Regions from separate parts of the Mus musculus genome. Here regions 2, 3, 4 and 5 are each linked to region 1. A link is a loop called in an ENCODE intact Hi-C map of the cell type or tissue named here. Cell type or tissue: heart. All regions are shown on one strand. Links, peaks and the distances in the headings refer to the core of each region. The heading gives the core; the rest is flanking DNA. Region 1 has its middle 53 kb from the start of Usp3. Region 2 has its middle 7.6 kb from the start of Rps27l. Region 3 overlaps Aph1c (aph1 homolog C, gamma secretase subunit). Region 4 overlaps Aph1b (aph1 homolog B, gamma secretase subunit). Region 5 has its middle 7.6 kb from the start of Car12.

The links. A loop is a pair of places that touch in the nucleus more often than their neighbours do. Peaks named below come from ENCODE experiments on the same cell type or tissue, not always from the same donor. Only the 100,000 strongest peaks of a DNase experiment are listed, where the experiment ranks them.
Region 2: it touches region 1 in a loop (12-fold over the local background); 14 of 42 quality-filtered maps call a loop at or near these places.
Region 3: a loop joins it to region 1, with 9 times the contacts of the local background. A loop is called at or near these places in 19 of 42 quality-filtered maps.
Region 4: it touches region 1 in a loop (10-fold over the local background); 27 of 42 quality-filtered maps call a loop at or near these places.
Region 5: a loop joins it to region 1, with 6 times the contacts of the local background. A loop is called at or near these places in 23 of 42 quality-filtered maps.

What each region holds. Positions count from the first base shown.
Region 1 is chr9:66,643,552-66,649,536 of GRCm38, forward strand. No RefSeq gene overlaps it. Among named protein-coding and RNA genes, the nearest start is that of Usp3, 53 kb to the left of the region's middle. In heart, for the core only: a CTCF peak has its summit at 2,860 (motif pointing right); a DNase peak (open chromatin) is centred at 2,880; H3K27ac peaks cover 337 bases.
Region 2 is chr9:66,935,457-66,941,441 of GRCm38, forward strand. No RefSeq gene overlaps it. Among named protein-coding and RNA genes, the nearest start is that of Rps27l, 7.6 kb to the right of the region's middle. In heart, for the core only: CTCF peaks have their summits at 3,625 (motif pointing left) and 3,840; a DNase peak (open chromatin) is centred at 2,205.
Region 3 is chr9:66,823,204-66,829,188 of GRCm38, forward strand. Aph1c (aph1 homolog C, gamma secretase subunit) reads right to left here. Exons shown (of 6, transcript NM_026674.3): 3 at 5,470-5,543; 4 at 4,534-4,656. Among named protein-coding and RNA genes, the nearest start is that of Aph1c, 8.5 kb to the right of the region's middle. In heart, for the core only: a CTCF peak has its summit at 2,992 (motif pointing left); no DNase peak of the experiment used is centred there.
Region 4 is chr9:66,785,486-66,791,470 of GRCm38, forward strand. Aph1b (aph1 homolog B, gamma secretase subunit) reads right to left here. Exons shown (of 6, transcript NM_177583.4): 3 at 5,113-5,183; 4 at 4,161-4,283. Among named protein-coding and RNA genes, the nearest start is that of Aph1b, 6.9 kb to the right of the region's middle. In heart, for the core only: a CTCF peak has its summit at 2,546 (motif pointing left); no DNase peak of the experiment used is centred there.
Region 5 is chr9:66,703,126-66,709,110 of GRCm38, forward strand. No RefSeq gene overlaps it. Among named protein-coding and RNA genes, the nearest start is that of Car12, 7.6 kb to the right of the region's middle. In heart, for the core only: a CTCF peak has its summit at 2,829; a DNase peak (open chromatin) is centred at 2,876.

The DNA of each region.
Region 1 (5,985 bases), core at 366-5,365:
ATCTTCCTCCTTCTGTTTTCTAAGTGCAGAAATTGCAGGCATGCACCCAGGTTACATAGTACTGGGGATTGAACCCAGGGCTTTGTGCCTCTAGACAAATACTTTACCAACTATACCCCAACCTTAATAAAATTTCTGAATGTGTGCTCTATGTACACGTGCATGCAGGTATGTGCACCCAGGAGCATGCGCAGAGGCCAGAGAAGGATGCAGATGCCCTGCTCTCATTCTGTCTTGTTCCTCTGCAGTGGGTCTCTTGCTGAGCCTGAATTAGGCTGGCTGCTGCAAGCCCCACCAACCCTCCTGTCTCCTCCTGCAGTGCTGGGGTTGCAGACAGATGATTTTATTCTTCTCTTTTTATGTGGATCTTTCTGGTTCTCATGCCTGTGAAGCAAGAACTTCACACCTGCCTGGTCCACTAGGCCACCTCCCTAGTCCCCTAAAATACTCCTAGTGCCTAGAAAGTGCCTGATGTGCTTCTCCTTAGTGCTTTCCTGTCCTTTCCTATCTCTAGTTCTTCCTTTAAATGTGTGTGTGTGTGTGTGTGTGTGTGTGTGTGTGTGTGTGTGGTATGTGTGTGTTGGATGCCTGAAGTGCACAGATCTGCACACCTATACACGTGTAGAGATGAGAGTCTCTCACGGAACCTGAAGCTGAGGTTTGCGATTTTTTTTTTTTTTTTTGGGCTGAGTTTTTCAGTTACGAGCATTCTACATCAGTCTGGCCTGCCCAGTACCGGTGTTACAGGAACAGGAGCCTTTTAGCCTTGGTGTGGTGGATTCAAGCTCAGGTCCTCTGGTTCTCACACTTCCAGAGCAAGCTGTCTTACCCACTGAGCCATGTCATCAGTTCCCCTTGCTTTTTAAAAGGAGCATCATCGCCCACAGCAGTACCGCCAGGCACTGCATTGTTTAGTTTTTTCACTCCCTGAGCTTCCATCAAGAGGATGGAATTGTAGCAGAGGCAGGAGGATCTCTGAGTTTGAGGCCAGCCTGGTCCACAGAGTGAGTGCCAGAACAACCACAACCAAGGCTACACAGAGAAGCCCTGCCTTGAAAAACAAAAACAAAAACAAAAACAAAACAAAGGATGCTTGCACCCCCCAGCTGTGGCTCGCCCGTCATGTAGCATAGTAGTATCTGGCTGTGGGAATGTACTGTGACCTCTTCCTCCTACAGAGAAGGGAGGTTTTGGTAACTTCCAGTTTGGGGTTGCGATAATGGTTGTTTATGTCTTTGGCTGCATGCAAGAGTATTTATCTAGATGTGAAGCTGCTGGCTCCTGTGACATGCATGTTTTTGATTTTACCAGATCACGCAGAGCTGCTGCTAGTGGCTGTACCAGCTATGCTCTCCCCAACAGCGCACAGGAACGTTCCTTGTTCTGCACGGCCGCCTTGCTTGGCGCTGCCCATTTCCATCTACCACCAGCTGGGTGGTTGTGGGTCTGCATCTCATTTTGGCTTTCTCTTGCATTTTTCTTGTTGCTAAAGGGGTTGAGCATCTTCTGTGTTACTTTTATATTTTTGCATGGTTGAAATCCCTGCTTTGACCTTTCCCTAATTTTAAAATGATTCATTTTTTTGTTTTATATGTATGAGCCTTGTCTGCATAATATGTATGTGCAACATGCATGTGCCTGGTGCTGGAGGAGGTCAAAAGAGGTGTCATATTCGCTGGAATTGAAGTTATAGAGGGTTGTGAGTTACCTACGTGGGTGCTGAGCGCTGGAACTGACTCTTCTGCAAGAGCAGTAAGCAGTCCTAACTGCTGAGCTCTCTTCAGGCCCCTCGATTTTATTATTGATTATTTATTGATAAGGGACCAGACCGACCTTTACCTCATGGTCTTCCTTTCTCAGCCTCCTCAGTGCTGGGACTACAGGTGTGCTTTGAGTGTGCACACACGTGTACTGTGGAGTAAGTGTGGAGGTCACAATACAACCTCTGTCAGTCCCCTCCTTTCACCTCAAGACAAGGTCTCCTTGGCAACATGTGTGCCAGCCTAGCTGCTCAAGAGTCTGTGGGTTCTCTTGTCTCTGACCCACTGTCTCATGGAAGTCCAGGAATTACAGACGTGGACAGCTTTACAGAACTCAGGCAGAGCAAACAGCCAGCTGACAGGAAGTGAACATAGGATTAAGAAAAAACCATAGTGAGTAAAATAGGGAGTCAGGAGGAGAGCTAGAGAGACACCCAGGAAGGAGAAGGGAGGGACGTTGAGTTTGAAGGAAGGTTTTTGAGCAGGTGGGCAAGACAGGATTCCCAGTGAGACATTGGCTGAGGAGGACGGTCAGCTGTGTGTTTTCTCTGCCTCTCTGAGTTAGCAGGACTTCACCTCAGCATCTGGCTTCCGAGTCTTCATTGATAAAATTGAACAATTGAGATTGTGTTAAAAAGCAACGCGCCCCCCACTTTCCCCATTGTAAACGTTGTGTGTCTATTTTTGTGCTGGTGGATTTGTGGCTGCTCTTTGCATATTGTAGTCACCAACTGTAGCGGCTGTGTTGGTCACCGCCCGGCCTCTGGCTTGCCTTCTTATCTGCTGTATGACGGCTTTGTTGGATACACGTTCTTGTTAGAGCTGCGGACCTCAATCACTTTTAGAGTCTTATATGTGTTTTTCTTTTAAACCTGAAGTTCTAAAGATAACTTCTAGATTTTCTTTCCTCAAAGTCACAGTACCAAATGTCTTTCTTAGGATGGTACTGTCGGGTGGGTTCCTGAGCCTTTCTGCACGTCTTTCCTGGGTTTTAGAGGTCCTACATTTTATTTTGATTCTACGGGGCCTTTTCCCTGTGCAGAAAGGCTTCAGGAGCCAGACCTTGTATCCTGGGCTCTGCAAAGCCAGCAGGCCCCTAGGGGGCGCCTTCGCACCACGTGTGAGCTCTCTGCAGCCAGGCTCCTCTGTGTCCAGCTCTGGTGTGGGGCACCCTTGCCTCACTGCGAGCTACAGAGGCAGGCCAGGCTCATCTGCTCCTGACAAGATGGAACTGTCCTTCTGGCCCTTTCAAATCCCCCATTCCCATCATGCTCTCTCCTTTCTTAGAATCCTCCCAATTCCTTCTTGACTTTTGGAGGCTCCAGGTTACCTCTCTTCTCACTGCTAAGGTAGAGACATGCCCCAAACCACTGTGGCAGGCAGCTGATGTGGCTCTAGTGTCCACAAATGATCAAAGCCACAGGACCCACGGAGGGTGTCTTGTTTTACCTTTCCAGCTCTATTAGCTGACAGCTAGCCTGATGCCTTCCTGCTTCTTGCCTCCATTTTCTTGCAAGACTAACATCACTATCTTACAGTCTATTAAGGGTAAGACGAGATGAGAACGAATTATCAAGTTCCACAGTGTTTGGCACGTAGCAAGGATCAGCAGACATTAGCTTGCCCTCACCTGCTTGGACTCTATCTTTGGAAACAAGACAGAGCTGGATCCTTGCTGATGATCTTTTAAAGACCTCACCGCTGCTTTCTCATTTGGAATTCAAACAGTCCCACTAAATAGAAATCGCTGAAAGGGTAGTTTTCTGGTTTGTCTGGGAAGAGAAAACAGTGGAGTGGAATAACTGCATCTCTCCTGCAGTAAAGCAAGTGGGACTCCTCGGAGAAAAGTCTGAACTTGTGGCCCAGGGGCAGCCACTGTTGTTTAGTGTTCCTCTCTCGTTTGTGCAGTGACCAAGATCTGGGTCCCCACCCTGACTGACAGTCCGCAGTGCAGAGCATCCTGTTGCTGGGATGCAAGGCTCTTGTTGGTTATGGAGTAGATAACCGGGAAGCTGTCTTCACTCATCTCCAGGTATACGTGTGATCCCAGCAGCTCCGTGGCCGTTCTGTCAATCCCCAAAGCACATCGCGACACCTGAATAGCTCAAGCCAGAGCCATGGGGGCAGTAAGGGTGGGTCACAGAAGAATAAGGTGCACAGTAGATCCATACATGGGAAACCAAAGAACCCAGAGCGAGACAGGCCCTGCCCAAGGTCACTCAGTGAGGTAGTACAAGAAGAGATTTGAACTAGAGTCCTTCGTTCTGTTCAATCAGCAGCAGCAAGCCCCAGACACCCGCTTTCTCTGCATTCGTGTCAAATTCCTCTTTCGACTGCTCTTCTGGGCCTAGACAGCTGCTGTGGTTTGGGTTGAAGGTCACCGAAGCAGCTGTTTCTCACCTCTTCTTTTTCATTCCTTCCCAGCTCTCTCTGACTTGGTTGTGTTCTTGTCCAAATTCAGGAAGAGATCAGAAACAGTAGTGAGCATATTCTCTGAAAAAATGACACGGTATTTCACCCAGTAAGCGTAACGTGAGGTCACCACATGACTGAGCAAAATCAATGTTTCAAATGAGCACGTATGTCCACATAAAAGCTTGTTCTCCTTCTCCATAACAGGGAAAAGGTGGGAGCAGTCCAAACACCCATCAGCTCACGAATGACTAATTAGAAGGCAAACATCTGAACACCCAGTATGTTACCTGGCAGGAAGGAGTGAAGTCCTGGTGCCTGTAGTATGGATGAATCCCCAAAACATTCTATCGACTGCAAGATGCTCATTGGAAAGACCACACATCACATGATTCTGCTTATCTGAAATGCCCAGAGTAGGCAGATTCATAGAGGCAGAGGTAGATTAGTGGTTTCCAGAGGCTGGGGGGGATGGGAGGTAATGGATGAAGGGTTTCTTCATTGGGCGATGGGAAGGTTCTGGAATTAGATAGTGGTAATCATTGCATAACTGCACATATACTAAAATACACTAAATTGTATACTTTGAAAAGGTGAGTTTTAAGGTGTGTAAATTATATCTTTTCAAAAGGTGGTCTCTGATTAAAACCCAAGGTAGGGGGACGAAGCTGGAGGAAGGCCATAATGACGAGAGGGTTGCAGGGTGAAGGCAGCGAGGTTTCTGGGCCTGAGAGAGCGTGTCTGAGCAGGCTTTCTACTCAGGGAAGCAGAGTGGTGGAAAGGTGCTTGCCTTATAAAGTGGCTACTCAGGCACAAATTAGAGTCTTAGAGCTTCAGCTATCCAGGTGCGTGACTTGGTCAAACGACCTCAGTCTCCTCATCCAAAAAATGGCACAACAGAGTTGGTCTTACAGATGGTGGCATGGGCACTGGGAAGCATTCAGTCGCCTTTGCCACCCAAGTCTCACTTCTTCCCTAATCTCAGGTGAGGGTGCTTGTGTTCTCACACACTGGTGTGGAATCTTTCCTAACTGAGTGCTCCTCAGACAACAGCATGCATGGGGTCATTATGCATGTTCTCAGATTCTGTACGTTTGATGGATACGACAAGCACAGGGCCTCTCACTGAACCCGGAGCTCACCAATCGGCTAGGCTGACTAGTCACTGAGTTCCCAGGATCCTCCGGTCTGCTTCTGGGATTACAAGTGTGCATCTGCAGTGAGCTTGATGCTCACTTGATGCAGTGCCCACACCTCTGCCTGGGGATCTGAACTCAGGTCCTCCTGTTCGTGCAGCAAGCTCTGCTCTTTTACAGACTGAACTATCGCCCCAGTTCCCAGTCCAGGCTCATTAAACGAGACTGTGCACCAAAGCACTCCAGGGTGAAATGTAATTCCGATTCACAGGTCTAAGATGGAGCTCAACAGATGCAGAGGAAAGACTGTTGCTTCCAGTCCTTGAAATCCCACAACAGCGTGGCTCTAAGCTGCTGGAAACGAAACCACTCTCTGATAGCATCCTAGGATCTGTAGTGTTAAGATAGCTATGGGTTTCATAACTAAGATGCCTTGTGCAGACAAGGTCTGCAATGATGCCAGTGATTGTTACTTTGAATTTTTATTACACATATAGTGTGTGCATGCATGTCACAGCATGCATGGGAAGGGGACAAGTTTTGGGAGTTTGTTCTCTCCATCTACCATGTGGGTCTCAGGGATTGACTTCAGACCGTCAGGCTTAGTGGCACGTGTCTTAATCCACTGAGCCATTTTACCTGACTATTAAAGCCCTTTCACATATTCTCAAAATTAT
Region 2 (5,985 bases), core at 705-5,704, 290 kb after region 1:
CTCAACACCAGCATAAAAGCAATGGAGTCAACTGGCCATGAACTGATACCGCTAAAGCCAGGAGTTGAAATAAGCCTTTCCTCTTCTGAGGACCTTTCTTCTGGATATTTTGCCAGTGGTAAAAATCTGTCTTAGGCTTCATAAGACCTTGTCTCAAAATAAAGTGTCTAATGAGACAGTCCATGTGAAGAACTTAGCATAGTATCTAACACAAAACAATTGCATAGGAAATCTTTCTGCCTGTTTCTCTCCCTCTGCCTCCTCTTCCTCCTCACCCCTCCTCCTCTTGTCATCATTAATTACAGATTATAGGGAAAGGAGTCTCAGTTGCTTTTCAAACCTAGAAACAGGTTTTAAAAACCTGGCCCATAGCTCCTTTAATGCTGTCTTATACCTGGGGCAGGAATCCACTGGGATCAGGACCTCTAGGTTTTCTGCCTCTCACCCCTAATTTCAGATTTTATTATTTGGTTCCTTGAAGTACGATTGAACCAATTCTCACATATTCATGATAGCCCTGTGTTAAAAGGCTTTTTGCAAATGAATCGCTTGGGTTTTGTGCATATTCATTTTGTAGGTTGTAGAACCTGCTCCTGGGAACACTTAGATCTTGTCAACTGAGTTCTTAGCATGCCTGCCATTGTCATTTCAACACTTTCTTCCTTCCATGCTTCACCTCCAGATTTGATTATTCCACATGAGCACAGCCTGTTTTTTTTTTTTTTTTTTGTAGAGATTTTTAAACATAATATTTGTATCGATTATTTGGGAATATCACATAATGTTCCCTGATCACTTTTGCTTCCCAGTTTTCCAGGTCTTCCCTCTACCCCAGTGACCTTCTGCCCATCCCCTCAAACCTAAAGATTAAAAAAAAGAAAAAAGTCCATTTTGTGTTGTCCATATAGTCACTGGAGCATGTTCAAACTCCCTGTGGCCAGCCCCTTCAAGAAAAACGAATCCTTCCCCCTACTGAGCCCCCCACCATTAGCCATCAACTGTGAGGGACTGTACACCATCATCCTTATCACAATTTTTATGACTTCTCTTTAGTGGCTTCCTGTATAGGTTGTTCCTTTTATTAAGGGACAGGAGTTGTCCCAGAAGCCTTCTGTGTCTCCCTTTTTTCAACTGTGCGTCTGCAGTCGTCGATACCACTGCAGTAGAAGTTTCCTTGTCCTTCACAGTCAGCTGGAGCACAGACCACACACATCCACCTGGCCTCCAGTGTCAGCACACGCCACAGACCTCAGCATGGTCTCTGGTGGCAGTGCATGCCATGGATACCCATACAGTCCCCAGGAGCAGCCCAGTCCATGGACATCTGCATGGCTTTCAGTGATAACACGGGCCACAGACATCAACACCCCTCCCCAATCCCCGCTGCAGACCCAGACATGGGTCCCAGCAGCTGCATGGACCACAGACATCATTATGGCCTCAAGTTGTTGACATCTTTCCCCCTGAGATTATGGAGAAAATGTTTTCTATAAGAAACTATGACCAATGGGTATGGTGGCACAAGCCTTTAACCCCAGTACTTGGAGACAGAGCTGATGGATCTCTATGAGTCTGATCTCATCTACATAGCAAGCTTCAAGCCAGCCAAAGCTTCACAGTGAGAGAATGTCTTATAACAAACAAACAAACAAACTATATTCAATTAACATCCCATGTTTCAGGGAGAAGACAGAACAGCAATGGACAGTCTAGAGAGGATTTCAGTGCCACGGGAAGTCGTGACAATGCTTAGGAAGGAGTAGTACCCTGTGGGGTTCCATTGACCTATGCCTCCTTTCCCCAGGCCCCTCTACAGGAGCTACTATCACCTCAAGTATCTCTGCTGCCCTGGCCACAGATGGTTGGGGCAGACACTGTAGAGCCACACTGAGACAATGATTCTCTCTCTGCCACATTTGGAATTGGGACAGAGAACTCTGGTCAGCCACAGTTGGCCTCAGAAGTAGGACAGCATATAAAAGGGAGGTGAGGCCTTATTCAGTGCGTGCACAGGGAAGCGAGAGCAAGTGGGCTGTGGAAAGAAGAAACCAAAGTATCTGGGAGAAGAGATGAGAAACTAGGTTGCCCTGGGAGGGTAAGGGAGGCAGCCAGAGGATAGCCGTCTTCATTCCCAGTGGCCGGCCTCTCAGGATTCTGTTCCCACTCCCATGGGGCTTGGCCCTGGCACATGGCCAGTGCTCAGCTCACTTTCGGCTCAGGGCAAGTGTGAGAAGTCTCGTTTACTTGAAACTCAACAAGCCAGAGCTAAGCCCATAGGCGGGCAAGGAGAGGGGCTAAGCCAGGGATCTGCTGCATCACGCTGGCCTGGCTTGATGCCCACCCTGGGGTTTTTGTCACGATGCCTGACAGTGGCAGGCACACAGGTAATTCCTGATGGTAAGATTAGAGGTAAAAAATTATGGAACGATGCTCTCTCTTCATCTAGTCATTTCCTGGTATATTTTCTTGTGAAGTAGGGAAGTGGGTGGGATTATGATGCTACACTCAGGGTTTTGTCTAGCCTGGGATTTTTCTATAGGGCAATCTGTACCTCCACTGTACCTCCAGATGACACTGATCATGTATCTTTCAGAAACAAACAAACAAACAAACAAACAAACAAACAGACAGACACCAGCCATCAGGAACATCCAAATCCTATCCAGCTTCTCCAACAATTGATCAGGCCGAGTTCAGGGACTCTGACTCTGACATGCAGGTATGGCCCTGCCCCAGATTCAAAGGTAAGTCCTGTGTCTAGCTAAATGCTCTGAGGTACCCTATTACAGTAGTTCAGGGACACAAGCTACTGTGAATTGACTTCTTGTCTTCTGCTTTGATGACAAGAGCGAGTCCCAGTTCCCGGTCACAGAGCTTGCTTCTTGATGGTTAGGCTTTCATCCCTAACCAGGCTTCTTCTATCCTTCAAAACCAGTCCTCTGAGGCTGGAGGGATGGCCTTATCAGTTAAGGAGCGCTTGCTGCTCTTGTAGAGAACCAGATTTGGTTCCCAGCACCCATGTCTGGTAGCTCACAACCATCTGTAACTCCTGCTCCAGGGAACCTCTCTGGCCTTCAATAGTTCGATATCAGCACGATGGGATTATTTACACAACAGAAATGAGAAAAAACTATGGACCAGCACACATAGACCTTGCATGCCACAAACTCATTTGCCAAATGCCATTGCTTGAGATTATACATTATACAAAGCCTGCTCAGCTGCCCTCATTCATAACAACAGGCCTCTACTGGGTACTTGAACAAGACATCATCATAATTTGACATGTTTAGGACCCATGCTTCATGTAGAGACATTTTTGTGTAAGAGGAATTTAAGTAATTTTAATTCAGTTAACTAGTTTCAGATGAATGCAATATTTAGGAGAAGATACTAAGGGTAAATAAACTCATGATCAATTGTCTAATACACTGTATACCTTCTTCAGGAAAACCGATGGTACCCATTGACTGTGTCTGAAGGAAATTACATAGCTATGTGTGGAGTCATTAGCACAAACCAGGCAGATGGGGAAGTCTCCTGAAACAAAGATGACCTACCTCTCTCTTGGCCAGCACATGTAGGACAAGTAGCTCCTTGCGCCACCTACTGGAACTTGAAAGGACAGTCTCTTTTCTTTTGATGAAATGCGTTCTTTATACAGATGGGAAATATTCACGTTACTTAAGGTGGAGCTAATGTAAAGACATTGGATCAACAACATAAGATGTAGAGGCCTAAGTCACTTCTTCCTTCTTCAGTACTGGGACTGAGCCCCAGCTTCATGCACACTAGACAAGCACTGTGTCACAAGGTATAGCTCTAGCCCTGAAAAAGAACAAGAAATTAGTTATGAGATAGGGTCTCTGATCACTCGGGCTGGCCTTGAATTCACTCGGTATCCCATGCAACTTTGAGCTTACAATTCTTATGCCTTGGTCTCTCAAGTGGCTGAGATATAAGCCTGTACCACCAGGAGGTCCAGCTCAAGCTGAGATCTTAATTTTAAATTTATTTTTATTTGTTGTTGTTGTTGTATGTATGTATGTATGTATGTATGTATGTATGTATTTGTGTGTGTGAATGTGTGCACATGCACATGCACATGCTTGTGGAGGTCAGAGGACAACTTTGTGGAGTTGCTCCTCTCCTTCTACCTTCCAGTCCATAAACTCGGGTTGTCAGGTTTCCATCACAAGTACTTTTACGCACTGAACCATCTTACCAGTTCCCCAACTAGTTTTTCAACTATTGACAAGCATTTGGGGTGGTAGCACATGCCTTTATTCCCAGGACTCAGGAGGCAAAAGCAGATGGATCTCTGTGAGTTCCATGCCACCCTGGTCTACAGAGTGAGTTTTAGGACTGCCAGGGCTATGTAGAGACTCTCTCTCTTTCTCTCTCTCTCTCTCTCAAAAGTCAACTAGCACAATGAATTGTAGTTAGCATTTATTAAACGCTTACACTATGCACTGTTTCATCTGATGAGACACTTTATGAAATTATTTTTATTTTAGGGGACTGAGGTGACAGTGGGCAAAATTCGTGTCACTTAAGCATGAGAACCTATGATCCCCAGCACCCACATAAAAAGCCAGGCATGGTGTGTAGGCTTGTAAGCCCAGAACTGGGGAGACAGGAGGATCCCCAGAGCTCTGCAGCCAGGCATCCCAACTGACCCAGTAAAAAGACACTGTCTCAACAAACTAGATGGACAGCTGCTGAGGAACTTACACAGTTTGACCTCTGGCTTGTACACACATGCACATGTATGTGCATATACATTTTACACACATGTACACACATGTGCATATACATTGTACACACAGGCACACATATGTGCACATACTTATGTGCACCCACACATATATGCATACCTGTACACACACACACACACACACACACACACACTTCATTTTATAGTCAAGAAAACAGCTTTCAGTTAAGTCTCCATGCTCCCAAGAGAGGGGTTTACATTATCTGCCCTCTGTATGTTACAGACATTCCATTAATAGTGGAGTTTTTCGTTGTAAATAATGAAAGCACCATTCATTCTACTTAACACTTTGAGCCCTTTAGCTACAGCCTTTTGATCAGCTTTTAGCTAAGGGAAAATCGGAAAGAATTCCATTTATTTCGCTTATGCACACTTCCCAAGAGAAGAAGCCACATTCATTGTGTTGTCATCAATCCCCAAACAAGTACAGCTTATTCTCCCGGTTCTAGAAGTGAATTAACTGAAGACTACCCAGAATTCAGAGGTCTTTGGGTTTTTTTTTTTCTTCATCCAAAAAATTAAGGGAGGAATAATAAATGGCATTCACCAGGAAAGATCCAGAAAAGTTGAAACTAGAAGGATTCTAGCTGAACCACACAGCTAGTCCACAAAGAGCAGCCATCGAGTCAGCTGTGTCAAGTGGCAGGCTTTCGCAGCTCATTTCTAGCATCTGAGGAACGAACAAACCCTGACCTTTGAGTGGCATGTGGAATTTTAAGCGAAAGAATACAGACAAAGTATGCATGGGACAGCAGTGGTTATTAAAAAGTGATTAATGTAGGCAATAAGAGTCCACAAAAGGGAGAGGTTCCAGCCATTCGTTTATGCTGACCTCAGAGCATCTTTCCTATGGGCTGCAGGATCACCAGAAGCTTGGAGAGAGTGCCTTCCTATGACTCAAAGTAAGTAGCTCTGTTTCTTCCCTGGTGGCTTGGGCAGACAGAAGGTTTGCAGGCAGAGATGGCAGGGGAGATGAGGAGAAGGCCAGAGACTTGACCCTGGAAGGCTGGCAGGCTAGATTCTAGGAGATCTCATCTGGCTACTAAAGTTCCATTTGTTTGTTTATTAAGACTGGGTCTCACTTTGTAGCCCAGGCTGGCCTGGAACCCTTTCAGTAATTCTGCCACTGATTCCCAAATGCTGGAATTACAGCCACACCCATCACATCTGGCTGAGTTTATTTATATATAACATTTAAAAGAGGGGTA
Region 3 (5,985 bases), core at 506-5,505, 180 kb after region 1:
CTAGACCCAAATGACTTTAACAGGACATCCTCTAGGAATTTTCAACTCCACCTTTATGTCAGAAACACAGAACTTGTGCCAGATTTGGAGGTGCAGGACTCAGGAGGTAGAGACAGAATTAGAAGGCTCAGAAGTTCAAGGTCATCTTTGATTTGCTTAGGAGATATTAAGTCATATAAAGTAGAATTTAGCTAAGGGAGCACTTTCTCCAAAATACCCCAAAGGTAAGTAGTAACCAGGCCTGTTAATCGTGAAGAATGCTAGGATGTGTTTGTTTACCAGGACTGACCAGTGTAGGCTCTCTATTCCCAAGACAACAGTGACAAGCCTGACTTAAAACCAACCATTATGCCTATTTCCATATCAAAGAACACGCCTATAACAGACAGCCCAAGGGGATAACACAGGGTTGCAACCACTGACAAATTCTTATAGGTCATAAAGCTCACACAGTTCTCTTCTTGAGAAAGCATAATTCTAACAGATGGGCAAAATGACTCCTGGTCACAACTATTTGAAAAAACAAACAACACTGGTGTACTTAAAATAATTATGGCAATGTCTTTAGTGTATAAATCTCTCATCTGCTAAGTCTCCAGATTTACACCATCCTGTCTGTTTACATTGTAAACCTATGAGGGGAGTGTTTAAGAATGACAGCATATATAAAATGCATAAGCCTAAGATGTACATATAAGTTAGGGAGGTCTACTGTTTGAGGCTGGCTCTTCTTCAGGCATTAGCCAGAGCTGGATGCATGCTATTATAAAAGAGCACTTGTTTATTAATCTCTAACTATAGAGAATGATTTCTCACTGGAAAGACCCAATGCTGTAACAGTGGCAGAAGGAGAGAACTGACTCCCACAAGTTGTCCTCTGACCTCCACACATATGCCATGATACCCAAAATTATGTTCTCAAATAAATCTATCCTCTGTACAGCCAGCAAGTTCATCGGCTTGAAAACCTTTGACTTTCTGAGGTCTATAGCATACAGTTCAGATCCTCTAAATCTGGCCACAAGTTAAGGGAAAGTGTGTTAATGGGTCATGTTTCTTAATGTTGCCTCCACATCTCCATGTCAATTACCTTTGCAAATATCCAACTCAGCTCCATTCCCATATAAAATTAGACAACCTTGACTTAAAAGTTGGCCACTAGGCCCATCCCATACCAAAAATCCTGCCTCTAACAGGTAGCTCATGGTGCCAGTATAGGGTGACTCCCATCATTAAGTCCTAGCAGATCATTAAGTCACCTGTGCTCTCATTAGGAAAAGCCTAATTCTGTCAGGTGAGCAAGATGACCCTAGGTAACAACTCTTCAAAAAGAACAACCCTGGTGCACCTAAGAAACACTTTTGGCAATGTCTTTGCTATATAAATCTCCCAACTGCCCAAGTTGCCAGACTTGTTTCTTGTCTTCAAGTGCAACCTGGAGTTAGGATGCAAAGGAGATTTAAGGTTGACAGTGTATGTTGAATGTGTATGCCTCAGGTCTATATAAGCTGGTAAAATGTCCTGCTTGAGGCTGGCTCCCTTTTGTGCATTCACCGGAACAAGTCATACACTGTCATTAAGGAGTAGCTGCTTCCTTCATTAATCTCTAAAGTGTGCAGAGTAATTTCTTACAGATAATGCATATCGATTCTATGCCACAATACAATAAATTACAATGTGAATGCTTCCTCTAGAAACCATGCCATGCAGCCACCCTGAAGTGATCACTGTGACTCTTTAGCAGAGATGTGGGTAGGTTGCAAGGGGAGGTTCAGGAGGGACCCGCACTGTAGAGCCAGAACTAAACAGAATTGGCTGTTAAACAGGCCCACAAATGCCAGGATTCCTAATACACACAGCCACACAGTCACAGAGCCACATGGGTTCTAGCTGAGGTTGTTGAGGAAGGCTAGACTTTCAAATGCTTGTAGTACTGAGTTTAGTTTCATTTAATGCTTAATGACTCTAGGCATTCTTTCTTCATTTTTCATTTTCTTTAGACAGTGTTTCACTATGTAGCTCAGGCTGACCTTGAACTTGTAGGGATCCATCTGCCTCTGCTTCCCCCACCCCCAAGTCCTGGGATTAAAAGTATATATGCCACCATACCCAGCTTTTTGGTCATTGCTTCTGTCCTGTCTGAAAGCACTGGAAATGGAGGCCTGTAGGGCCTCTTCCTTCTACTTGGAGCATCCCTCCCTGCAGCCCTTTCCTTTGTTGGCCTTGGTTATTAATCATCTTTAAGAATTTTCTATTCAAATGGCACTTCCTCCATAAACTCGTATTTATTTTTCAGTAAATATTTTTAAGTGCCATCCAGTAACAAAGGTCTCCATGAGGCTCTGGGGATGGCCATGAACAAGATAGCCTTAACTTTTATCATTTAGCACACAACTGGGGTTGGGGGCATTAAACAGTAGTCACGTCAGTCACTCACACCTGAGGTACATATGAAAAAGGCAGAGACCTTTCCTGTTGCCATGTGAGTCCATGCCTGTCTTCCTCTCTGTAACATCTACATTATTCTTTGTGTTTGCTTTTATTCCTCCATGGGCAGAAGGCATGGAGAAACCTTTAATAGTTATTTACAGAATATATAGTTAAATAATGGAAAGGACTTGTTCCCAAGTATTAATGAGTTAGGATATGATATGACTTGAACTTGGAACTCCAATCCCATACTACCTTCCCTAGCAAACTTACAAGAAATGGCAGAATCTAACTTACTGCTGGCCTGCTCCACAGATAACAAAGGACAAACGTGTTCATTTCATAAACTATGCCTGTCTGTAACATAAAAATCCATGTATATACAGGCATCATACAATTTATGTATTATTAACACAACTGACATAAGTAGAGGTTTATTTACTTTCCTACTCCTTACTTACTCTAATTACCATTTTAGGAACAAATCTACTTTTCCAAGGCACTCATTTTAAGCTGGCCTTGAAACAGATTTGTTTACTGAAGGGAGTTGGCACCATCTAGAGGACAGAAGCCAGAAATACAGGAGGATGGAAAGAAGTTCCTTAAACACTGTAAACTTTAAGAAGATTCGTAAAACTGAAGCAGTAACAGACTTTAGCTACTTAAACTATATTTGATTCTTTTTTTTACAAATCTAGCATTATGGTCATTAAAATTCATGTCACAAATATTCCAGTTTAGAAATATTTACAAAGGTGATCGGCTCTGTTGGAGGCAGCGTTAAGCATGACCTATTAACACACTCCCCCTTAACTCAGAGCTGGAGTTAAATAGTCTGAACTGTATGCCGCAGGCCTCAGAAAGTCAAAGACCTTTCCAACAGGGAAGACTAACTTGCTGGCTGCACAGAGAACTGGTTCTCTTGAGTGGCTGACAGCAATGATGTCCATAGGAGAGGCAGAGATTCGAACTAACAAGGAAACAGAGAATGGTGGAGGACTGTCAATGCACTCAGGGACATGGGCATGATAAGACAGATGGCTCTAAGCCACTACAGCTTTTAAAATTGGCCATTTCTCTATACAACCTTTTTATTCTATTGAAATCTACTGAAACTCTATCTATTTTTTGGTTGCATTTCCCTAAAGATGGTAACCTCCCTAATGAGCATTAGCCTGGGTGTAAACACTGATTTAGTTGAAAAAAAATAGATTTATGAGTTCATGTATTTCAATGACATAACTTCTGTGGGTCAGACAATTATAAATACAACAGATGCCAGGCATGGTGGCACATGCCTTTAATCCCAGTACTTGGGAGGCAGAGGCAGGTGAATTTCTGAGTTCAAGGCCAGCCTGATATATAGATTGAGTTCCAGGGCAGCCAGGGCTATACAGAGAAACTCTGTCCCAAAAAACCAAAATAAATAAATAAATAAATAAATAGATAGATAAATAAATAAATCAATAAATCATATTTTCCTCTATTTTTAAACAAATGTGAAATTTAATGAAAATAATATTCTAATTATAAAACAAATGTGTTATCATTATTGCTGGTGATTGAAAAGCAATGTGAAGAGTTTGTCCTTTAATAGTATCTGCATAAAAGACAATTAATCTATCATTTCTTCTCTCTGAACTTAAAGATTAAACCATACTATGTAAATCTAAAAAGCACTGAGATGTAGATTAAGTAAATATTAAGACTTAGAACTGGGGGCCATGTATTTAATCCCTAGTACTAGATAAAGAAAAAAATATTAAGACTAATAGGCTTACATTGAAGATGAATATAAAATTTCAAAAACAAAAAGACTTTATCTCATACAAATGAACTGCTAATATTTCAAATATACTTTAACATTTTAGAATAGCAAAATGAAGATATAGATCTTATGCATGATAAATTCTATAGTATTCCGAAGCACTCCAATCAAACCCCGGCCCTCACTCCCAGGTCCTTCACTTATAGTGCCTAAGAATATCTTGCCTTTAAAAAGCTTAACATAAATCATCATTCACTTGAATTCTGAAGCCAATGAATGCAATACAGATGATCCTTTAGAGCAGAACCCTGAACACGCACATACCTGGCACATACCTGAATTAAGGAAGAACTGAGGAGAATCACCATGAATGCCCACTGTGCCTGGCCCCAAGGAGTTAGACAGGGTGTTCACAAAGGAAAACACTCCACTCATGATTCCAAAGCCCAAGCCAGAAACTAAAGAGGAAGAAAAACACCGGTAAACCCTTTTCCTGTTAGGCGTCCACTTCAGCTCTCATTTGCAAGGTCTGGGGAATGCTGTTTCACTGCAGTGACAGGGTCTGCTTTCTTGGCATGTGGAAGGCATGGCGTAGTTCCTACAGCTGCAGAGAAAGTACTGCTGCAAGGCTGAGGAGGAGTTGGGTCTTTGGACTGGAAGGCAGAAGGGAAGGAAACAGCCTGCTGTTGCTGAAGCACCGGCCAGCCAGCTCTGGAAGGCTACGTGAGAAAGTGCAGAGCATGAGGAGTGGGTAAATGAACAAGGGATGGGCACAGAAGGGACAAGAGAGGATGTGAGGGATTAACTGTTTGCAAGGTGAGACCCCTGGGCCAGACTGAGCTAACTCTACATAGAGACCTGGATCGTATGTGTGTATGTGTGTGTGTGTGTGTGTGTGTGTGTGTGTGTGTCTGTGTTACATGTGCATGTGAGAATGTGTATGTGTAGACATGCACACTGGTGCCTATATGAGTTTATGTGTACCATGTACAGGTGTGCATGTGGGAGTGCGTGTGTGTATTTGTGTGTGTGTGTGTGTTGTGTATGTAGATATGCACACTGGTGCCTGCATGAGTTTATGTGTACCAATGTATAGGATCTGCAGGTGTTGGATCCCCTAGAGGTAGAGTTAGAGGAGGTTGTGAGCCACTATGTGGGTGCTGGGAACTGAATTCGAGTCCTCTGCAAGAGCAGTAGGTGCTCTTAAAGGCTGAGCCATCTCTCCAGCACTTCTACTATTTTTCTTCATGACACCACAGGGTCTAACTTACCATACGCCAACAGTCGCATCGAGGGTGCTATGTCCTCCTCCGGGTTTATGCTTTTCAAACCCTCACTGGCTTTTCTAAAAGAGAAATACCTTTTTAAAAAATTTACAGCTGTGGGTTTTTTTTTTGTTTTGTTTTTTGTTTGTTTGTGTGTGTGTGTGTGTGTGTGTGTGTGTGTGTGTGTGTGTGTGTTTAGGTTTTTACAGGACCCTTCAAAACTAGATAATAATGAGGCTTCTGATCAGGTTACACTCTAAGTCCAGAGTCCATTTACCTGAAACCCAGCATATTTTTTGGCAACTTAAGTCAAAGGAGATTTATACTTCTCTTAGCTGAGGTTTACATAAGAGGAAAAATTTAAAATATTTGTAATAAACCAATAGGGATTAAGCTCAATGGAATTAACAGCAATGTTTTCATTTCTGAGATCAGTAAATACTTCTCATTATCCTGGGGGATCTACCACTTTGGATTTTCTTTTTCTCAAAATCTTATATCTTTATCTCCAACTTCTTGGCA
Region 4 (5,985 bases), core at 446-5,445, 140 kb after region 1:
GACCATGAGCTTTAACCCACCAGACAGTAAAACACCAAGCTAGAGTTCCATTCTTCCCTGCTTGAAGGAAAAATAACATGGCATTGCCAAGCAAAGGAGACTAGTCTGTCTGTGTCAATCCAGCAAGATATTTAAGCTACACTATGTACTTTATCTATACCCCAACCCAGGTAGTTCTCAGATCAAGCGATCACTAGCCTGGGGACCTGTTATCAGTGCAACTTACTGGTACCCATTCCACCCATGAATCAGAAGCAGTGGGGCAGGAGCCCAGCACAGCCAGTTTAAACAGCCTTTCTAGAGAATCGATACAAGGTCAAGTTTCAGAATCCTGGCAAGCAGGCATTCCTATAAATGTGCACAAGCAGATACAAGAATACTTACACCAGCACTGCTGCAATAACAAAGAATGCCCGCCCTTACCCCAACGGAGAAGCAAAATACTGTGTGCTCATAAAGTGAGCTACTGTATATGACCCACAGTATGAACCATCTCAAGAGCATGTTGCTGACTGAGGACAAACACATTGGGAACATGCATATTATTTACATGAAGTAAGAGACTCTCAAAACAATATTAAAAGACATAACTGTTGTGGCTACAGGACAGTAAGTTGTCACATCTCTGACAATATCTTCATGTCAAGCTCTGCCAGACCACACTAAAAGGATTCAATTCAGGTCTAGACATCCTTCTGAAGAGGACAGTTCCTATGGACAGATGGCTGCCAATGGTGTGACACTGAGACCACTTAAGATGCCTAGGGCTAAGTTTAGTTCTTTTAATATACCTGAGTCAAAAGACTAAGGCAAAACCTGACACAATGGGAATTCTTTTTAAATCATAATGTTTCTTGATGTCAATCAAGGAATAAGGGAATTCACTACCACAGGCATTTGGCATCTAGCTGGCAGCCTCTGCTCACCCTTCTCTCAGGACATTGCCATGGGTGCTAAGATCAGTTAAGTGTGCTCCCAGGGTTAGCTCCGAGAGTCCAACTACTTGGGAAATACTCTTGCTGGTGACATTTTTCAGTCTGTTCTTATTCAAAACAGTGTTACCCTGTAAGCTTCAGACAAGTATCATCTAGACCTCATTGGCCCTGATCTTGCTTCTAAGTTCTAGGTCTGAATGTCTTGATCCTTCCTATTAAGAAGTCTAATGGACTGACTTTTCCTCTTTTGTCAAGTCAGACATCTCCAACTAGCATTCAAAGCCTTCTACAGTCTAGAACCAAATGACTTTAATTTATAGATTCTCTATGAATCTTCAACTGCCTTCTTATGCCAGAATCACAGAACTCAAGCCAGGGATAGTTGTGCAGCAATTGGGGGAATAGAGACAGAAGTAGGGGGCTCAGACCTTTAAAGTCATCCTTAGATACATACTAAGTTTGAGACTAGCCTGGGCTATCTGACACCCTCAAAAACAAAAAAAAATTAAAACAACTTTTTCCCTCTCTTCCTTTCCCCTATCCTATCATCTCCTTCCTCTCCTTCTTTCAATGTATGTGTGTTTGTATGTGTATATGTATGTGTGTGCATGCACACACATACACATATGTACACAGATTGTCCTTTTTCCCTCAATATGCATTCCTCCACATTCTACCACACCTAGTACTTGCTCTAAGACAAAACACAGGGCCAAGAACATGGCTCAGTAAGTAAAGGAATTTGCTGCCAAAACTAACAATATATGTTTAATATCTGGGTATACTTTTTTGAAGGAGAGAACCAATTTTCTTAAATTGTTCTCAAATATCCATACATGCACACACACACACATAAATGTAATAAAAAAAGTTAAGATCCAGCACAATGTCACCTTTTCAGTAGGCATACTTGATACATTCTCTTCTCTATAGCTTTCATAAATTTGCTGTTGAGGGTCCTGTTCCCTAGACCAACTGGCATCCTACTGCCCCAGTCTCCCGAGTATGGTAATTATAGGTATAAACCACTGCATCTGTGTGAATGTTACACTACTCTTCCTCTCTGTAGTTGATTTTATGCTTTGTGTAGTTAGGTGTTTGTTTTTATAGTCAAAAGCTATGGAGAAGATTTTAATAATTATTTGTAGACTGCACACTTAAATAATCAAAAGGACTTCTCCCCAAATACTAAATTAGTGATCCAGGATATGACTTGAACTTGGGACCACAATCCCATACTTCCTTCTCTACCAAACATTTCCAAGAAATAGCAATGACTCTAATTACTGCTGTTCTGCTCCACAACCACAGATAACAAAGAACTAACTTACATTTATGTGTAAGTTATATGTAAGTATACTATGTGTACTTCATAAACTATGCTTGTCGGTAACATAAAAATCCATGTATATACATGTATCATACATGATGTGCATTATTAACACAACTGACATAGATAGAGATGCTAATTAACAACCCCATACTCCTTACTTATTCTAATTACCATTTCAGGAACAAAATGGTAATTAGAATACTTTTCCGAGGGATTCATTTTAAGCTGGCCTTGAAAACAGCTGGCTTTCTGAAGGGAATTAGCACCATCTAGAGGACAGAAACCTGTAGCAATAAAGGACATGGAAGGAACCGGCTCCTGCAACAATGTAAACTATAAGAAAATTTACAAGAAACATGGAAGGTATCTTATTAATTTCTACTAGATTCTAAGACATGAACCATTAAAACTATATTTGTTGCTTTTACAAACTTAACATTTTTACCTTTTAAATTTTATTTCAGAAATGTTCCAGTTTAGAAGGTAATCGGCTCTGTTGGAGGCAGTGTTAAGCATGACCTATTAGCACACTCTTCCTTAACTCAGAGCTGGAGTTAAATAGTCTGAACTGTATGCCGCAGGCCTCAGAAAGTCAAAGACCTTTCCAACAGGGAAGACTAACTTGCTGGCTGCACAGAGAACTGGTTCTCTTGAGTGGCTGACAGAATTGATGTCCATAGGAGAGGCTGAGATTCGAACTAACAAGGAAACAGAGAATGGTGGAGGACTGTCAATGCACTCAGGGACATGGGCATGATAAGACAGATGGCTCTAAGCCATTACAGCTTTTAAAATTGGCCATTTCTCTGTACAACCTTTTTATTCTATTGAAATCTACTGAAACTCTATCTATTTTTTGGTTGTATTTCCCTAAAGATGGTCACCTCCCTTAATGAGCATTAGCCTGGGTGTGGACACTGACTTAATTGAAAAAAAGGGTATATGAATTCCCTTATTTCAATGATAGAACTGCTATTGATCTAGACCTAAATAATATTCTGACTATAAAACAAACTTGTTATCATTGTACTATAACATATAGCTAGAGAAGAAAAAGCAATGTGAAAAGAGTTGGTCCTCTTTTACTACATCTTTGCATAGAAAGATCAATTTATCTATTATTTTTCACTCTGAATTGAAAGATATCATACTGCCTATCTGTAAATATCAACAAGTTATAGATAAATCAAAGAGTAGAATTTAGGGCTAGGGGTCTTATACTGAGTTCTTAGCACTAAACAAGAAGAAAAAATAGGGCTTACAGGCTTATGTTAAAAATAAATATAAAATCCCAAAATAAAGAGAATATGTCTCATAAAAGTTAGCTGCTGGGCAGTGGGTGGGTAGGGGAGTGGGGGGTGGGTATGGGGGACTTTTGGGATAGCATTGGAAATGTAAATGAGGAAAATACCTAATAAAATTTTTTTTAAAAGTTAGCTGCTAATGTTTCAACTATATATATACATATATATATATACATATATATATATATATATTTCTTATGCAAGATAAAATCTGTCATATTCCAAAGCACTCAAACCCCTGCCCCCACTCCCAGGTCCTTCACTTATAGTGCCTAAGAATATCTTGCCTTTAAAAGGCTTAACAGGGGTCTAGAGAGATGACTGCTCTTCCAGAGTTCCTGAGTTCAATTCCCAGCAACCACCTGGTGGCTCACAACCATCTTCAATGGGATCCAGTGCCCTCTTCTGGCGTGTTTGTACTCATATATAATAAATAGATTGATAGATAGATAGACAGACAGACAGACAGATAAATCTTTTTAAAAAGCTTAAAATAAATCATCATTCACTTGAATTCTGAAGCCAATGAATGCAATACAGATGATCCTTTAGAGCAGAACCCTGAACACCCACAGCTATGGCACATACCTGAATTAAGGAAGAACTGAGGAGAATCACCATGAATGCCCACTGTGCCTGGCCCCAAGGAGTTAGACAGGGTGTTCACAAAGGAAAACACTCCACTCATGATTCCAAAGCCCAAGCCAGAAACTAAAGAGGAAGAAAAACACCGGTAAACCCTTTTCCTGTTAGGCATCCACTTCAGCTCTCATTTGCAAGGTCTGGGGAATGCTGTTTCACTGCAGGGACAGGGTCTGCTTTTTTGGCATGTGGAAGGCATGGAGTGGTTCCTACAGCTGCAGAGAAAGTGCTGCTGCAAGGCTGAGGAGGATTTGGGTCTTTGGACTGGAAGGAAAAAGGGAAGGAAACAGCCTGCTGTTGCTGAAGCACCGGCCAGCCAGCTCTGGAAGGCTACGTGAGAAAGTGCAGAGCATGAGGAGTGGGTAAATGAACAAGGGACGGGCACAGAAGGGACAAGAGAAGATGTGAGGGATTAACTGTTTGCAAGGTGAGACCCCTGGGCCAGACTGAGTTAACTCTACATAGAGACCTAGATTGTGTGTGTGTGTGTGTGTGTGTGTGTGTGTGTGTGTGTGTGTGTGTTATGTGTGCATGGGCATGCATATGCGTGTGTGTGTGTATGTATGTATGTGTGCGTCCATGCTACATGTGCATGTGAGAATGTGTATGTGTAGACATGCACACTGGTGCCTACATGAGTTTATGTGTACCATGTACAGGTGTGCATGTGGGAGAGTATGTATGTGTGTGTGTGTTATGTATGTAGACATGCACACTGGTGCCTGCGTGAGTTTATGTGTACCATCTGCAGGTGTTGGGTCCCCTAGAGGTAGAATTAGAGGTGGTTGTGAGCCACTATGTGGGTGTTGGGAACTGAATAGTAGGTGTTCTTAACTGCTGAGCCATCTCTCCAGCACTTCTACTATTTTTCTTCATGACACCACAGGGTCTAACTTACCATAGGCCAACAGTCGCATCGAGGGTGCTGTCTCCTCAGGGTTTATGCTTTTCAAACCCTCACTGGCTTTTCTAAAAGAAAAACACACACATATTTTGTTGTTTTTACTTTTTAAAAAGCAGTATATGAAGGAGGTCATAGGACCCTTCAAAACTAGCTATTAATGAAGCTTCAGATCAGGCTACATGCTCAGTCCAGAGTCCATTTAAGTCAAACACAATAGTCTTTTGCTATTGTTGTTGTTTGTTTTGTTTTGTTTTGTTTTGTTTTGTTTTGTTTTGTTTTGTTTTTGTTTGAGACAGAGTCTGTCTACATAGCCCTGAATATCCTAAAACACAATATGTAGACTAGGCTGTCCTCAAACTCACAAAGGTCTGCCTTCCTCTGCCTCCCAAAGACTGGGATTAAAAGCAAATGCCACCACACCTGATCCAGCACATTTTCAATGACTGAAGTCAAGTGAGATTTCTGCCAACTCCATCTAGCTGATGTTTCCATAAAAGGAAAAATTAAAAATAATAGTAGCAAGCCAATATGGATTGAGTTCAATAGGAATAAAATCAGTGATCTAATTTCTGAGCCCAGGGAATATTATTTGATCATCCTGAGAGACCTACCTCTTTGAATTTTGTACTTCCCATAGTCTTAGGTCTTTATCTCCAATGTATTGGCTTTCAGTTGTATTTTCCTCTGTGGCTGCACTCATTCTTGTTCCTCCTTCCCTCTTTCTCATTGAAGAACCAAGATTCTTCAACTCTCTAGTAACATATTTTTTCTTTAGAGTCAGGAACTGAACCCATGATTCACACATGCAAGCACATATTTTCCCACTGAGTGACACCTATAGGCTGCCCCGCTCTGCTCCTGTAAAAT
Region 5 (5,985 bases), core at 609-5,608, 60 kb after region 1:
GAGTCCCATGGCAGGGGGGTGTGCAGCTCCCTGGAGCTCCTGCAGAAACAGCTCCTTGCTGACTAAGGCTGGCCCGAGGCCCACTAGCCAGCTTCCAGCATGGAACCAGCTCAGCCCTGGCCTGTGGAGGGTGCCCTGCTGGGAGATGGAGGGTGTGGGGCAGCAGAGCTGCCCACAGGCTACAAACACAAAGGTTGAGCCTGGTAAAACCTTGGGGTGGCAGATATTGGAGGCAGAGAGCTGTGATAGATACATTTCTCACATAGAACCTTCCTCTGGACTCCCTCACTAACTGCAAGATTGCCCTGACTCTGAGCAATAGCAGAATATCTGAGAGAAGTCTCAGCAATGGCCCAGTACTTATGGTGTTTCATAAGTAGACTAATAACTTGAATATTTGCATGTGTCTCTGTTAGGGTTTTACTGCTGTGAACAGACACCACGATCAAGGCAACTCTTATAAGAACATTTAATGGGGGCTGGCTTACACGTTCAGAGGTTCAGTCCATTATCATCAAGGCGGGAGCATGGCAGCATCCAGGCAGGCATGGTACAGGCTGAGCTGAGAGTTCAGCATCCTGTTCCAAAGGCAAACAGGAGAAGACTGGCTTCCAGGGAGCTAGGATGAGGGTCTTAAAGCACATGGCCACAGTGACACACTTCCTTCAACGGCCACACCTACTTCAACAAGTCCACACCTCCTAATAGTGCCACTCCCTGGGCCTAACATTCAAACCACCATAGCATGCAAAACTATTTGGGCAAAAAAACAAAAATAAAATACAAAATACAAAAAAAAAAAAAACCCAAACAATAAAAACCCATATCAAACCAAACCACTTATGTGACACACTGCAGTTTCCAATGCTCTAGGATAAATGAATATTTGATGGAGACATGGTGGAAATGCTAGGTGTGAGAGAAGCCTGCTGTAGACAGGGAAACACAGAGTTGCTGAGTTAGGTCAACACGGTTGTGACAGCAGCCCGGGCTTGCCCTCTAACTCAGCCCCTGAACAACATGCTGCCCAGACACATGCACAACTGCCCTGGTTCTGAGCAACAGCAGATGTCCAGTATGAAGAACTGTTCATATTCTGGATTGGATCTTCTCAAAAGACCTTTATGGTCCAAGCTGCCCCTGGAAGCCACTTGGTATCTGTGGTCTGATGCCCTTGTCCATGTTGCAGCCTGAGGTTCATGTGGATGTCAGTGGTGTTACAGCAGCCAGGATGTTTCTGCTGATGTTCCTGGCCAAGTTACCACTAAAGGCCATACAGATGTTGTCGGTTTGGGCTGCCCCTGAGGCCATGCTGATGTTTGTGGACGCTGCTGAGGGGCCATGCTGCTATGAGTGGGTAGCCATCTGAGACGTGTTAATGGGTATAGCCTATCATGCTACTGCTGAGGGCCATGTCTGGGTCCCCAGTCCTACCTCAGCTGGGGTCTGTGGCCAGTATTGCCACTGAAGGCCATCTGGGTATCTAGATGTCTGTGATCTGTACTGCTGCAGAGAGCCATGTTGACGTGAGAATCCTGCACTGCTACCTGACGCCATATTAATATCTTTGATCCGTACTGTTGTCAGGGCTAGGATGGTGTCCGTGGCCTGTGCAGTGGAAGAGGGTCATGTTGATGTCCATGGTCTGAACTGCCACAGGAGACCATGTTGACATCAGAGACCATGTGGGTGTCCATGGTCTGTGCTATCATGTTCAAGTCCATGACCTGCTGACTATAAAGATCAAGGGAGCTACTTTTTCTATGATATTGATGATTGCAGACATACAGTTGAGAAAGAGGGACATGAAAGGTCAACCGGCACAGCTACATAATAAAACATTTACATAGAACAAAGGTAAGAAAGTGCTAAAAATGTACATGAGTGTGCATATGCAATTGATGTGTAGCAGACAAATCAACAGGAAGGGGTGACTGCTGCATAGATAGTGTAGGGGACTGGCTCACTACATAGAAGAATTATGGTTGATCCCTAACTTCAAATACCACCATAAACAAACATGAGCTGCAGACCAACTAAAGAATCCAGTGTGTGTGTGTGTGTGTGTGTGTGTGTGTGTATGTGTTTTGGGAACAAAAATTAGCTCTTTGTTTCTCTTCTCTTCTCCCCTCCTCTCTCTTTCTTTCTTTCTTTCTTTCTTTCTTTCTTTCTTTCTTTCTTTCTTTCTTTCTTTCTTTCTTTCTTTCTTTCTTTCTTTCTTTCTATCTCACTATGTAACCCTGGGTGGCCTGGACTTTGCTATGTTGAGCATCCTGGCTACTAACAGAGATTTACCTGCTCCTGCCTTTCAAGTGAGATTTATTTTTATGTGTTTACCTGTATGGGTGGGTATTGTATACCATATGCATGCAGTACCCTTGAAGGCCAGAAGAGGCCATTGGATTCCCCTGTAGCTGGAATTATAGGCAGTTGTGAACAGTCATGTGGGTGAGGTGAGCCAAACTGGGTTCTTTGCAGGAGCAGTAAATGCTCTTAACTACATGTTTTAACTACTGAAAACATGTCTCCAGTTCCTCAATGTAAGTTCTTGTAGCAGTGTAGTACATGTGAGACAACATATTTGCCCCAAGGTTATCAGGAGTTTTTTAATTGACATGGACAATAAAGAGAACAAGATGTAAAAAAGTGAAGAATTGATGGGTATAGGATGGATTATTGGGCTTTCTCTGCCTTTAAAACATTACATGTAAATAACTTTGTTTCTAAAACTCATGTGGCTGAGTTATTTCATTGTTGCAGGTCAACATACAAAGTTGTTTCCTGTCTCTCCCAGGGCACTTTGCCCATCATCATGTTGCTCACTACTCCCCTCCAGTGGATGGATCTGGAATTACCTTTCATTGCCCTGTACCTCCTCTTTTGTTTAGACAAGGCTACAAAGGAGGATAGCTCCTTCCACCACTTCTCTGCTCTCTTCCTTACCACTTCCCTTCTAGGGGCAGCTAGTCACATAAGACTGCTGTGATCTGGGCACGATGATGTGTGCCCGCAATCTAGTACTCAGGAAACAGAAAGCTGATGCTCTCAAGGCTGGTCTAGGCTGTGTGTGCAAACAGCAACAAGAAAACAACAAGCTATTGTGTTGGGATTTCCATTGTTCACTATGTCTGACTGATTTACTCCCTGAGTTGGGGCTATGTTAGTTTGGTTTAATTTGGTTTTCAGAGGTGAGATGGGTCCAGGCAGTCTTGTTCCTAAAGCATGCCCAATGTCTTCATTAGCAACTCTCTGGTTACAGGTGTCAACCAACTTTGTAATTACGGATTATGGTGGTCTTCCTTCCTAAGTATTAGAAAAGATTTTTTACACATTTTCACTGGGATTAAGTGGGATTAAGTCCCTATCATAAAGATAGTGTGATTGAGGTCACCCCAGCCCCTAGAGGAAATAAAATCTGCAGAGAGAGTCCAAGTTTGTAGGACTAGAAATTTCTGATTCTTTTAACATTCTTTGGGAACTCTGGCTGTAGCATGCCATCATTTCTTCCACTCACAAAATTGTGGGTAGTAAGCAGAGGCATACAACATCAGAACCATGCTTTGTACATCATTGTTAAAAACGGTATAGACATTAGTAATCAGCCATTACTTTGTTGTTTATCTTTGGCAGAGGGTGCCATGGAGCCCAGGTTGGACTCAAACTCTCTGTGCAGCCAACACTGGCATTGAACTCCTAGTTCTCCTGCCTCTATCTCTCACGTACTGAGGTTACAGGCCCAAGCCATAAGGCTTAGCCAGTAATTCCATGCTAGTCACTTAATTACTGCCACGGAACCCCCAAATCTTCAAGTGAAGGGGTATAAAGCAGTTACTTCATGATGCATTTAGCCATCCCAGTGGTCTCGATATGCCATGTCTCCTTGGGAGGTGTCTTAGTTCACTGGTCAAGCCATCTCACACGAGAGAACTATGATGCCCTACCAACCACCAGTCAAATCTTTAGCCAACACAGGGCTTGGGAGGAAATTAGATCCAGCAAGACTGGCTGCTGGCCAGAGAGGCACCTCAATTCTATGGGCCCAGGGAGAAGCTCTCTCTACTCATCTTTGTCTATCCATGTTACAAAGCCAGCTGTATAAACTGCTGCCCCAGACTCTCCTCCCTGAGCACTGTTAGGCCTCAGCGCCTAAGTGAGGTGGCCCAGCTTAGTGCATCAACTCCAGTTGAAAGAGAAGAAGAAAAATCACAGGCATGCTCCTCCAACCCACTCGTAGGGATGGTTGCACACCGACGTGCAGGCAACTGGGGGTTGCTTGCCAGGTTTCTTTGGAAGTACCTGAAATGAGGGAGCAGATCTCGAAGTCCTGAGGTTGTAGACAGCTAGAGTGGAAGTACTTGTATACTCGAGCACAGAGGAAATTTCCAGCTTCTTCCAAGCCTATGTGGCAGTAGCTCTGAGTCCCCCACATCAGACTTTCCCTGCGACCCAGTGCCTGTGAGCCTACTGTTTAGAAGGTGTCTTATTTCAATAGAATGACTGGGGCCAATATATAGAACCACGGAGAAAACTGTATCTGGAAGTTTTTGCCTGTTCATCCCTGAAGGCCCATGGAAGTTGGTGAGGTTGCCCACACCAAGTATGGAATTACGGGACAAAATTACTGGCCTCTTCCTCCTTCAGCCATGCAGGGCCTTTTAAGAGAACTACATGTATGCAGTGTTAAGCATGCCCCCGTGCCACATTTAAATATGCCTAGCTTATTATATTACTTCTTGATGGCTCTGTGGGGGTGTATTTACTATAGCCCTTGTATCTTTGCTATCTTAAATTATTGTTATCATTTTGAATTTTTGAAGTGGTGTTTGTCTGTAAAGCCCAGGCTTGCTGTGAACGTGTGCTCTCCCTGCTGCCGACTCCTGGGTGCTGGGGTTACAGGGATACTGTCCCCACTCCTCAGACAGTATCTGAAGATACTCAGAGCAGAAGGCTGCGTGCCCAAGGTCATGTAGGACAGCGAGTGGTGTGGAGATGCAAACCCAAGCTCTTTCTCCCCTGTGCCTTTCTGTCTGACTCAGTGAAAGCTGCTGGGTTTGATATTAGGACTGTTTAATTTATGTTTCACTTACGAGCTTCATGGAATGTGAGCTGTCCTGCACTGTGAAGGGAGGACATGCTTTGGATCAATTCCAAGACCAGGATCTGAGACTCCTGAGGTTAGCGGAGAGTGGATTCAGCAAGCAGGTATGCAGGGAGACGTGGCTGCAAGAAATCCAAGCTATAATGGTTAAATTCTATCTCCCAAGCCGGCTTCATGTCAGCTAACCATGATTTCCTAGATACCTGGAAAGAGGTAAGGCTCATCCTCTTAAAATGATAAATTATCTTGTGTGTAGAATTGTGAACTTTCATGGTTTTTAAATTAATTATGCAGTATTTTGTAAAGACTGATTAACATACATCATTGCACGTTCAACAGGAGCGTAGCAGCTGAAGAATTCCACGGCCAAGTAACTGAGCCAGCCTCACCATGGTAACTGGAGGCAGTGATGGGCTGAGAGTTTCCACACTGGAATCCAGGAATCCACGAATACAGTTTTCATTTTCATTAGAAAATTAAGGCTGAGATTCTCCAAACTTCCTTTTATTCCAAGCTGGCTCAGGAGCGATGAGAGAGAGAGAGAGAGAGAGAGAGAGAGACAGAGACAGAGACAGAGACAGAGACAGAGACAGAGACAGACACACACACACACAGATTTATTTGATTTTTTTTCCAAAGCACTTTCACACATATGGGCCCAAACCTGTAGGGGGTTAGACATTCTTGTTCCAACTAAGAGGTCAGAAAACAGAGGCATACACAGGGTGAGAGGCTTGTGAAGGTTCTAGGGCTGGTTCCTGGCAGAGCCAGGAGTTTGGCACTGTTTCCTCCGGGTCACACTGTCCTCTTACTGATCCTGCCTGAAACTGAGCAGAGTAGAGCTGCAGTTCACACAGAGGTTATGAATCCATGCCCTCGCTGCATGG